Regions from separate parts of the Mus musculus genome. Here region 1 is linked to region 2. A link is a contact called in ENCODE Hi-C or POLR2A ChIA-PET data. All regions are on one chromosome and are shown on one strand. Each heading gives the region's core, a stretch centred on a gene start or an enhancer-like site at or near the end of the contact. The rest is flanking DNA. Distances are from core to core; before and after follow the strand shown.

Region 1 (5,511 bases), core at 2,477-4,976, 37 kb before region 2:
CATCTCCTCTCACCTTTCGGTTTCTGTGAATAATGTTGTCCTGAACCCATGTGCACAAGGATCTCTGTAAAACCAGAGTCTGACATGGTGGTGCACACTGCGTCCTAGCACTCCAGGAGAGGCTGAGATAAGAAGAGCAGGAATTTAAGGCCAGCCTGGGCTACATAAAAGTTGAAGCCAGCCTGGAGTACATGAGACCCTGACTCAAAACAAAACAGCCTGCACATTTTATTATATATATAAACCAAACCTTATTAAAGTTGTTTGAAAACAGACAAACTTAAGGGACTAGAGAAATGGCTCACTGTTTAAAAGCGCTTGCTGCTCTTGGAGAGGATTTGGATCTGTGTGAAGCCACTCACAACTACCTCTAACACCAGCTCCAAGGGATCTGTTCTGAATGTTGAGATCAAAGTCCCACAATTCACTCTCACTTGGGCCACATGCCCATTTGCAGAAGCTCAGGGTGATTAAAAACTCTGACTGGATAGGCCTGACACATGAGTGCCTGGTAGGGACTACACAAAGCATGTGGATTTTGGATGAAGAGGGACGGTGTGAACATCAGGAATTAATGGGGGCTGGAGAGATGGCTCAGCGGTTAAGAGCACTGACTGCTCTTCCAGAGGTCCTGGGTTCAATTCCCAGCAACCACATGGTGGCTCACAACCATCTGTAGTGGGATCTGATGCCCTCTTCTGGTGTGTCTGAAGACAACAACAGTGTACTCGTATATGAGAAAGAAGGAAAGAAGGGAGGGAGGGAGGGAGGGAGGGAGGAAGGAAGGAAGGAAGGAAGGAAGGAAGGAAGGAAGGAAGGAAGGAAGAAGGAAGGAAAAAAAGAAAGGAAGAAAATCAGGAATTAAGAGAATTAAAAGAAGGCTCAGTAAAGGCACTTGCTGCCTAGCTCGACAACCTGAGTTTGATCCCAGGCCCCCATATAGTGGAAAGAGAGAACCAACTTTACAACTTGTCCTCTGACCTCCACATGTTATGGCACATGTACACCAAATAGTGGGCACATATATATGTGTGATTTTTAAAAAGAAAATTGAAGAGTTGCAGATCATGAAAAAATAATTCTTTGCAAAACAGCAGGTAAAGACTTGTTTCCCCCTTTCCCCCATCAAAACTCTGAAACCTCCCCAGCAAAAAAGAACACAGACAACCCAGCCAGCCCCAGCGGCCCACACCCGTTGCCCTAGCAGTCAGGTGATACAGACCAGAACAGAAGGGCAAGGTCAATCTCAGCTACATAGAATCTCCAAAGTCAGCCTGGGCCAACTGAGACAGGGCACAAAAGACAACACAACAGTAAACACTTAACTCAATTTACAAAGGAAGAAAAGGTCTCGACCTTTACTAAATATGGTACACAGATAGTTTTGCTGCCAATGACAAAATTCCTGATCAAACAAGGGAAGGGAGGTTTGTGTCGGTTCATGGTTACAAAGGTTCCAGTCAATCTTGATAGGGCAAAGCGGCTCATATCCGGAAGCCGGGAGCGCAGAGTGGATGAGTGCCTGTGTACCTATGATGTGTGTGACCCTGAATCCAGACCCACAGCTCACAGTCATCCAAAGGTGTGTTTTATGAATTTCCTAGGTGCGTCTGGGTCCAATCACGTTGACAATCAAGATCACACATCCATCCCTGTGGTGGGGGAACAGCTCAGTGCACGAAGCCCGCGATGCCCAAGCCTATGAACCAGAGCTCAGACGCAGCCTGAGTGCAGTCGAGTGCACCTGCGGTCTCACACGGCCAGGGAGGGAGAAGCAAGAAGATCCCACAAGCTCTCTGGCCAGCCAGTGTAGCTGAAATGTCAGGCTTCAGATTCAGTAAGAAACCCTGTCTTAAACAAACAAACAAAAACAGACAAGCAAAAAACAAAACAAAAAACCAAGGTGGAAAGCCAGCTGTGGTGGTACATATTTTAAGATTTATTTATCATATGTAAGTACACTGTAGCTGTCTTCAGACACTCCAGAAGAGGGCGTCAGATCTCATTATGGATGGTTGTGAGCCACCATGTGGTTGCTGGGATTTGAACTCAAGACCTTTGGAAGAGCAGTCAGTGCTCTTACCCGCTGAGCCATCTCACCAGCCCGGTACATATCTTTAATTCCAGCACTCCGGTGGCAGAGGCAGACACATATCTGTGAGTTCAAGGCCAGCCAGGGCTACGTAGAAAGACCCTGTCTCAAAAACAAAACAAAGCAGGGTAGAAGGCAATTGAAGAAGACACACAATGTCAAGCTCTGTCTTTCATGTACGTGCTGTGGCATGAAAACACACACACACACAATGTTAAACATGTTAAGTGCATAGAAATATGTCCAATATTGTATATCATCAGCAAATTTCAAATTTTAAAACAATAAACGCCATGCCCAAGGCAACTCTTATAAAGGGAAGCGTTTAACTAGGGGCAAGCATTTTTGAGGGCTAGTTCATTATCATCATGGTGACATTGCACTGGAGCAATAGCCAAGAGCTTTATATCCATAAACAACAGGCAGGGGGTGGGGGAAGGCCTCAAAGGCCAAACCCAGCGACATACCTCCTCCAACAAGGCCACACCTCCTACCCTTTCCCAAAGAGTTTATCAACTGGGGACAAAGCTTGCAAATCAATGGGCCATGGGGCCATTCTCACTCCAACCATCCCAGTCCCAAATCTAACACATCAGTATCACCAAATGCTTGCAAGGATACAAAGTGCCACAGGCACTCCTTTGCTGTGGGTGGGAACGCCAAGTCACAACCTGTTTTTGAAGATACTTTGACCTTTTTCTTACAAGAACTAAGTGCACTCATAGCATCTGGAGCCTCAATCCTGCTTCTTGGCATTAACCCAGAAGAGTTAAAAACATGTTAGAGTGTTTGTAACAGCTCTATTCATTATGACCAGGGCGGAGAGGCAACAGTAACAAAAAATGTATTAGCTACTCTACACTGCTGGGACAAAACTGGGGACCAAAGCAGTTGAAGGAAGGAAGGAAGGAAGGAAGGAAGGAAGGAAGGAAGGAAGGAAGGGAGGGAGGGAGGGAGGGTCCATTGTTACGGTTTGGGAATACAGCAAACCCTGGCAGGGAAGTCTGGGTGGTGGCAGCTTGGAACAGTGAGTCACCTAGATAACCCCTCCCGGGCATGGCTAGAGTCTTATTTCCTTGGTGATTCTAGATCCTGTCAAGATCATCCAACACAACACTATGTTAATGTGGTCTCACCAGTTGAAACAAATGTCTCCTATTGCTATGAGGATATTAATAATAGCGGAAGTTGGGGGGAGGTGTTGAGAGGCGAATGAAACTCTCTGTACTGTCTGTCACTAGACTTTTTTTTTCTAAAAGCTTACAATTGGTAATTTTAAAAATTTTTATTAATAGAAAAGAAAATCATAGATAACAACTGTTAGGCAAAACAAAGATAGGTGTCTAGACCTAGCTAAGGTGTCTACTCTGAGTGGGCACATTTGGTCACATGGTTATAAAAGATAACAATAATGCCATCTTTTGCATGTTTAAGGACTTGAGAACAGGTTCCTGACTTCCTGGACACACGGGTTTCTCCTTTCCGGTTATAGTCCGCAAAGCCTCTGGGTGCTAGCCAGAAGAGAGGGCGCCAATGGCCAGCGGATCTCTGATGATGCCATCAGTCACCAAGGTTTTAAGAGCCAGGCGTTCTTTGGTGTCCTCTAACCGGAGGCGCGGGAACTTGCGTGTAAGAAAGCCAGCCCAGTCAGCTGACTCAGGCCGAATTCCGGTGTCATGGCCGACGCTCCTCGCACTCCCTTGGAGACTCTAAGTCACACTGCCCTGCTCCCTAGAGGAGAGAGGAAAAGTACTGAAAGGAAGCAGCCAAATTCTTTGACATCCAATCAGAAGCAGGCATGAAGCCAAGAGTTGCCCAATCAGATTAGCGGAAATAGCGAAGGAGTCTCCTGGAAGCAGAGTTGCCATGACAACGCGAGTTTCTAGGGTTCTCTGCTTGCGCCTAGCGCTTGGCAACGCATGGCCACCTCCCTGATGAAATGCAGCCAATAAGAGGGACCCATTTTGTGACGTCAGTAGTTGCCAAGCCGGCTTGCAGAAGCACGCGAGCCGCCCCCTCCCCTCAGAAAAACATAGGTTGTTGCGCATGCGCCCATGCTCTCATGGGCTTGTTGGAGACAAAAGGCGGGAAAATGTGTGAGATGAGGAGTGACGTGAGAGGCCAGATAGGGACAGCCAGACCAACTACCCGACTGATTGGTGGCACTCTAAGAAAAGGCTCAGGAAAGTAGGTGGCCTTTTAAAAGTCCCATTGAGGGACAGAAGTACAGAGAGACCATAAGACACAGACTGAGAGAAACAGCTATTCAGGGTCACAGACCTCCCACATGCTCAGCTCACAGGAACCCAAGGCCTAAACTACAGCCAAGGAGAAGCAGGAGGTGACAGGGAGACAATGATAGCATCCGGGAAACATCAGAGGCCAGGAGATGGTGGTTGTACTGAGAAAGGTCAGATGGGGTTGTTAGGAAGATGGAAGGGACAGAGATAGAAGGATGGGTCAGAGTCAGATGGAGGGCCCTGAGGTAGGGTCTGAGGACAGGGTCAGGACAGAGACGAGAAAGGATGGAGTCAGACATGGTATTGATAGGAACAGAGAGGATAGAGTTAAAGGAAGCAGAGAAAGGAACGTGGTGGATGTGTTAGCACCAGACCTGGGACAGCTGAGACAAAGGTTCCCAGGCCAAGATAGAGACAAAGAGCTCTAGGAATAGTGTCCAAGGGAGCACACACAGACTGACAGAACAGACTAAGACCAAGGAGACAATGATAAAGGGGAAGGAGATAAATGAGCAGATATAGAGGAGACGGTGGCAGTCACAGAGACAGGGAAGACAGGCCAGAGGTGATAACGGTGTGGAGGACAGGAATAGAGAAGGTGGCCGTGATAAAAATGGGGGCCATGGTGACAGGCAGAGAGTGAGCAGGGAAAAGACAGGGAAGACGCTGGAGAGCCAAGACAATAGCTGAGGAGTGGGGCAAGACATGGGAGAGGGCAGCAAACTTGGAGAGAGAGACAGAGAAACAGAGACAGAGAGAGGTTGAGAAAAAGGGGAGAGGAAGGAGGAGAGAAGAGAGCAAGGGTGTGGGCAGAGTCAGCAGCAGGTAGCACCTGGTCTAAGAGGTGGGCAGACATCATTGGAAAGAACATGACCCAGGTACACCAGGAAAGATGGACACAAAGAGACGAGTCACAGAGAGGAGGACAATCAGAGAAGAAATGAGACGAGGGTGACAGACAAGAGCAAAATAGTGAGCAGAGAGCAGAGACCCTGGGAGAACAAAATGTGTGTGTGTGTGTGTGTGTGTGTGTGTGTGTCCCAACAAGACCCACCTTTCAGCCTGATGGCAGACCCCTAGATGAACCAAGAATCAGGTGAACCCGAGACTCTTCTCTGAGTCACTTTGGTAAGTTGTCACCTTAATTTGCAGTTGTGATGTGAAAGTTCTCCACCCAGC
Region 2 (5,993 bases), core at 1,998-4,497:
CAGTACTTGCAATGAACCTTGGGCTTTTTTGCAGACTAGGCAAAAACTCTACTATACCCCCAACCCCTCACTGGGGGTCTAGATGCATGCTTTACTGCTGAGCTACATCCCCAACCCACTTTTTCTTTAGAGACAGAATCTTATTAAGTTGCCCAGGCTGGCCTTGAACTTGCCATTCTTCTACTTAGCCTCTGCATAGCAGGGATAACAAGTCTGTGCCTCTATGCCTATCCTCTTTCCTAACTCTATATTGGACCTTGAGCCAATGTCTAAACCTATCTGTGAAATGGGGAGTGCCAGCAGTTCTTAGAGGGCTGCTGCCCAGAGAGCAGCTTTTTCCTCGGGAACCACTGCATAAGGGTGTGGTATCCATGCTGGTAATAGAGTCACAGCTGTGTGCTGTGAGCCTGCTCCAATGCAACCTGAGCCTGGAACTGGTGCAGGTGCACACTCAGAAAGAGCAGCTAGCCTGCTCTCTGCACCAGTTTGGCCAGTGTATAGCTCCATGAGCAGGTTCTGGTTCCAAGCAAAGATGAGACTCCCCTAGTGACAGATTAGTTAGAGGGGCACCTAGCAATGCACTGGGATCTAGCCAGCCAGATGGGACTGTGGCAAAGAGGGACGGAGGAGGACCTGAAACACAGGTGTCCAGTGAAAGGCAGTGACCTCCTAGGGTGGAGACCTCAGGTGAAGAGATGTTCCAGACTTGGGCAGCTCTTAGAGTGTGCCAGGACTGGGTGCCAGTGCATCTGTGACAAGAGGCAGAGATGGATCCTAACAGCGCAGGTGTGAAGCCAGGCATCCATACAGTGTGTCCATTCCTCCTCTCATCTGGCATTCCCTGAGCCTACCAGGATCTGTCACAGGTTTCAACACCAAACAGAAACCAAAGCCGATGAGACCCCACTCTTGGAGAAAGTGAATTCCAGTAGCTATGGTCTGAGAGATTAGGTAACCTGAGGGAGAAAGAACCAGGCATCATTCAGTGAGAGCGGTGTCAGAGGGATACAGGCAGAGTGAAGAACAACCACAAAGCCTCGCTCGCCCTCAGCCCCAGGCTGGTGCTCAGCTCCAGGAGGGAGGTCAGAGCAGAAGCTGACTGAGGAGTGAGGTTTTTAACCTTTATCTGTGTGATTCAGAAGTTGCTGGAGGGCCCTGAGCAGCAAAGGGAGGGATCTGGCTGGTCACTTGAGGGACCAGACACACTGTGGAGCAGAGTCCAGGCAGGAGTGAGGTGATGGCTAGGTCAGGAGCTAGCTGAGCATGAGCTGAGACAGGACAGCCTGTGTTCAGAACACTACTCTTTCAACCTCCAGCCACTATGGCAGGCAGCCTGTACTACCCTCCTCACAGTGAAGGACACCAGAACTCAGAAACTGAGGCCATATGGCAAAGAGGCAGATTCAGAAATCCAGCTCAGCCCCTTCCCAGAGCTCTAACTAGCACTACTTGCATTTGTGGGTCATGGTATGCTGAGCCTTGTACCCATTCGTAAGCACTTGGCATATGCTTCAGTGCCTGGCACAGAGTGGGGGCTTCATAAATAGGTTTTAGATAGAGTAAGTGGAAAAGGGAGGGGTGATAGATGGGCAGATATAAAGAGGTAGAAGGATGGATGGATGGATGGATGGATGGATGGATGGATGAATACATAAAGGGATGGGTAGAGACATAAATGAGTGAAGATAAATCAATAAATGGATGGCTGATGCATGGATAAAGAATGGAGAGATGGCTAACGGGATGGATGAATAGGTATGTAGATAAGGGAATTTATGAATGGATGAATGGATGGACGGGTAGCAGAAGAGATGGATGCATGGATAAAGGGTTGGATGGACAAGGAAAGAAATAGGTAAATGGAAGGATAGATATATAGATAAGAGGATGGATAGATGGGTAGAGGGTGGATACATAGATGGACAGATGGATGGATGGATGTTGGATGGAGGAGTGGGTTGATAGGTGGATATATAGATGACTGTATGGGTATATGGATAGATAGATGAATGGCTGTATGGACAGATAGAAGGAAGCATGGATAGATGAAGGGACACATGAAGTGAATAGCAAAGTGTAGCTTCACAGCCTGTTCTGCAGAGGGCACCAGGAGGTGGGTATTAGTCTGTGGCTGGGGGGGGGTTGGCATCAGGGGTAGCTTTCTTTGTGGCAAGAATGAGTGCTGGTCTCAGCTGAAAGGTTGATGGTGACATGGGCCTAAGTTGGCTGGCATAGGTTGACTGGAATACTGGAATGGGGTTGAATCAGCAGCTGCATGAGGTAGTGGGGGGACCTAGAGCAGATGCAGGAGCGCCAGGGTGGACCCTGAGGATGTAGGAGGGATGTCTTGGTCCAGCGGCATGGAGTCCATGCTGCCCAGCCTGGTTCTGCAGCCGAGGCTGCTGTGTGTGTGTGTGTGTGTGTGTGTGTGTGTGTGTGTGTGTGTGTGTGTGTGTGCCTGCCATGAGGCTCTAGCTTGGCACAGTCCAAACCCCTCTCCCCTGGCAGCACAGCCGACAACCTTCCTCCCCCGCTTCCCCCGACCTTCCCTGACTGCCCAGAACCAACGGGTTAATTAGATAACGGAGCCTTTGATTAGCGGGGGAGGGGGAGGCCACCCCCTGGCCGAGCTAGCTGGGAGGGGGGAGTTGAGTGAGGGTGGAGGGAAGGAGGAAGGGAGCGCCCTCCCCGCTGGAAGGAGAGAAAGAAGGAGGGAGGGGGCGGGGAGGGAGCGAGCTGGGCTCTGCACTGCCGTGTGACTAGAAATTGTAATCGCAGAGAAAGGGAGCAAGGCAGAGCTGGGAGAGAGACAAGGAGGCAGGCCCCAGGACAGACAGACGGACAGTGGGAACCTGACTGAGCCAGGCTCCCAGCAATGACAGACTGACAGGGACAGTGGAGGAGGAGGACAGACCGACAAGAGGTCTGGGGGTCCTCGGGGAGACAAGACAGAGTCGGGGAGCTGGGGAGAGGGGCAGAGGCTGTGTCTGTGAGTGAAGAGAAAGGAAGCTGGTGTTGGGGGGAGTAAAGTGGGGGACACAGGACCACAGGAGGCAAGGGCTTGCTCGTGTGGTGGCCAAGAGAAAAAGGCCAGGCTCCCCTAGAGGGTGGGGAGGGCGACAGACGGGGGGGGGTGCAGGGAGACCCAAGAAGCCCCTGCGCCCCCCCCCTCAGCACAAGCTCAACGGGAAGCAGTAGGAAGCTGGGGTGGCAGGGCCCCGGGCAACTGCAGGCATGTGGAGGGGGGGGCCTGGGGCACAGAGAGAAGGCCATCGGAAGCCAAGCCGCCAGGGTGAGTGTCCCTCAGAGTGTGTGCTCTGGGAGCGGGGAGACAAGGACAAGGAGATGGTGGTGGCAGGAGAGGCGGGAGGGGAGGGAGGGGAGCTGCTACTGCAGAAGCCTCGACGGGGTGTGCACTGGCAGCCTTGGTGGGGGAGGAGACCCGGGCGCTGGCCTGGGGGATGGTGGGCTCGGTGAGCACAGACCCTTGGCTGGTCGTTGCCAGAGTATCAGGAAGTGGGGATCGTGGAGCCGAGTGGACTGAGGAGAAAGCTCCCTGGCCACATGTGTGGGAACAAAGGCCCCCGGCCCCTGCCGAGGCAAGCTAGTGAAGGCAGCGTGTGGTGGCCAGCCCTGAGGCGGTGGGGGGGTGGGGGGGTTCTGCCTCTCTGTCTTTCTGTCTATCTCTCGGTCTCTCGTGCCTCCGCTTCTCTGATCCTGTCAGTCTCTGCTCCTGGGTCCATCTCTCCATCTCCGTCTTTTTGTCTATTTCTCTGTTTCTGCCTCTCTGTCACGGTCTCTGTCCCTTGGCCTCTGTCTATCTCTGTGCCGGTTTTTGTCTTTGTCTTTTCCCCCCCTTTTCTATCTTTGTCTCTGTTTCCGTGCCTCTCACCATCTCTGTCATTTTCTCTTGGTCTGTCTCTCTGTCTCCATCTCTGTTTCTTTTTATCTCTGTCTCCATCTCTGTCTCCATTTCCAGCCCTGCCTTCACACACTTGCTCCAATACACGGCGGCGGCACACATATTTCTATCTGGGTTAAAATCTTGGAGGCTACAGGAGTGTGTGTGTGTGTGTGTGTGTGTGTGTGTGTGTGTGTGTGTGTGTGTGCTTGCTCGCGCGCTCGCGTGCTTGCGCGCTCATGCGCACCTGCATGGGGGGCAGGCAGCCCTGTGTCCATGGATTAGAGAGGCCGTGTGTGAGGGTGTGTCTGTCTCTGCTGTTTGTGTGAGTGGGTGGGTGATCATGTTTATGGGGACCCCTCTCCCCCTACTGCCCCCCCGTTTCAGGGGATTCTATGTGTGTGAGCACTCAGGGGTGCCATGTGGAGGGACCATTGGGAGCCAGAGGGTAAGTCCTGAGGCCAGACCCCCTCTGCCACCCAGTGGGCCTTGACAAGGCACAAAATCCAGCAGCTTCCGCCCTCCACAGGCAGGAGCGGCTGATGCATAGGAAGGGCGCCTGCTGTGCTGGCTGCAGTCACTGCCCTATCTGCGCGCCATTTGGTTAGCCTGAGTCCCTCCCCCCGGGACTCAGGAAAACAGGGGATAGGATGGGGGGGGGTGTACAATGACCCTGAATTCCTGCATCCCAGACACAGACATGGGGGTCCCTACTGCTCCATCCCCACTCCATCAGCTCCTCAGCCCTGTCCTGCGACAGCCGCTGGCACAGGTCCCGCCACAGGCTGTGTTCCCTTGGAGCACCTGCAATCTTGAGGCCCATGGGCACTGCTATAGTCTCCAACAGGGCCACCACAGGGTGGGGGCACCCCAACAGCCTCCCACCTCCTGCCAGAAACCCAGCTACCTCCTGTCCCCTCTCGATTACCTCTCCTCCAAGTCTAGGACAGGACAGGGCCTGAGTGGAGTGAGGGATGACCCCAGGGTGGGCAGGAGGGCATACAGAGATGGGCCTTCATGTCTGGTTCTGGTGCCCGTACACCTGGACAGAGACCTGCAGGGAGGGATGGAGGGATGGGACGCTGCCTCCCAGGGGACCTGCAACCCGCTTGGTGTGTGATAGGAGTTGATCAGTGTTGCTTTTCACCCCGGCAGAGCCTTTGCCTCATTGTCTGTCTGTCTGTCCCTCTATCTCTACATACTTACCTGTCTAACTGAACTCAATGCAATGACACAACTTAAAAAAAATTTTTTTAACAAACAGTTCTAGGGGTGGAAACAAAGGCCTTGAGCATCCTGGGAATGTGCCCCACCGCCCAGCCACATGTTGACTTTTTAGTTTTGAACGAGGTCTCACTGCATTGCCCAGGTTGGCTCTGGATGTACTCTCTCTAGCCCAGGCCAGTCTGCAACTTTCAATGCTCCTGCCTCGACATCTTGAGCAACTACAAGGGCAGTCCTGCGACCCCAGGCCTGGCAGGACCTAAGTTTGAATCTAGCTGACGTTGCCATTTACTAACCAAGTGACCTTGGGCACAAATGTCCTCTCTCTTGCCTCATTTATCCTTTCTGCAGAATGGCCCAGAGGAGGATGAGGTCTGGCACAGGAAGGCCAAGTCCCTGTAACTTTGGTTCTGAGCAGGGGTAGGGACTTCTGGTGGAACTGAGCCTGATGAAGCTCAGGCAGCCTGAGTCCCTGTTGCTTACTGACCAACACCCTCTCTTCTCCCACAGCCCCCCAGCGTGCCCTCGGAGTATGAACATTGAGGATGGCGCAGGCCCACATCCGCGGCTCCCCGTGCCCCTTGCTGCCGCCTGGTAGGATGTCCTGGCCCCACGGGGCTCTCTTGCTCCTGTGGCTCTTCTCCCCACCCCTGAGGGCTGGTGGGGGCGGTGTGGCCGTGACCTCAGCCGCTGGAGGAGGCTCCCCGCCAGCCACCTCCTGCCCAGCCGCCTGCTCCTGCAGCAACCAGGCCAGCCGGGTGATCTGCACGCGGAGGGAGCTGGCCGAGGTGCCAGCCAGCATCCCTGTCAACACCCGCTACCTGAACCTGCAAGAGAACAGCATCCAGGTGAGCCCGCCTCCGCCGCT

The links. A loop is a pair of places that touch in the nucleus more often than their neighbours do. ChIA-PET counts read pairs that join two places held with the same protein, here RNA polymerase II (POLR2A).
Region 1: a loop to region 2 is called in a map of left cerebral cortex, with 2.2 times the contacts of the local background. The contact joins the enhancer-like site here to the promoter of Lrrc4b in region 2. A Hi-C loop is called at or near these places in 3 of 37 maps with a recorded cell type or tissue (T-helper 17 cell and left cerebral cortex). POLR2A ChIA-PET finds 5 or more read pairs at or near these places in 2 of 5 experiments (both embryonic stem cell).

Annotation. Positions count from the first base shown.
Region 1 is chr7:44,401,910-44,407,420 of GRCm38, forward strand. No RefSeq gene overlaps it. Among named protein-coding and RNA genes, the nearest start is that of Syt3, 21 kb to the left of the region's middle. Within about 2 kb of position 3,727, at least 1 of the 3 ENCODE cell types and tissues checked has a DNase peak (open chromatin) inside an H3K27ac peak, as active enhancers do.
Region 2 is chr7:44,439,240-44,445,232 of GRCm38, forward strand. It overlaps Lrrc4b (leucine rich repeat containing 4B), which reads left to right and starts at 3,248. Exons shown (of 3, transcript NM_198250.1): 1 at 3,248-3,292; 2 at 5,636-5,973. The coding sequence starts at 5,671.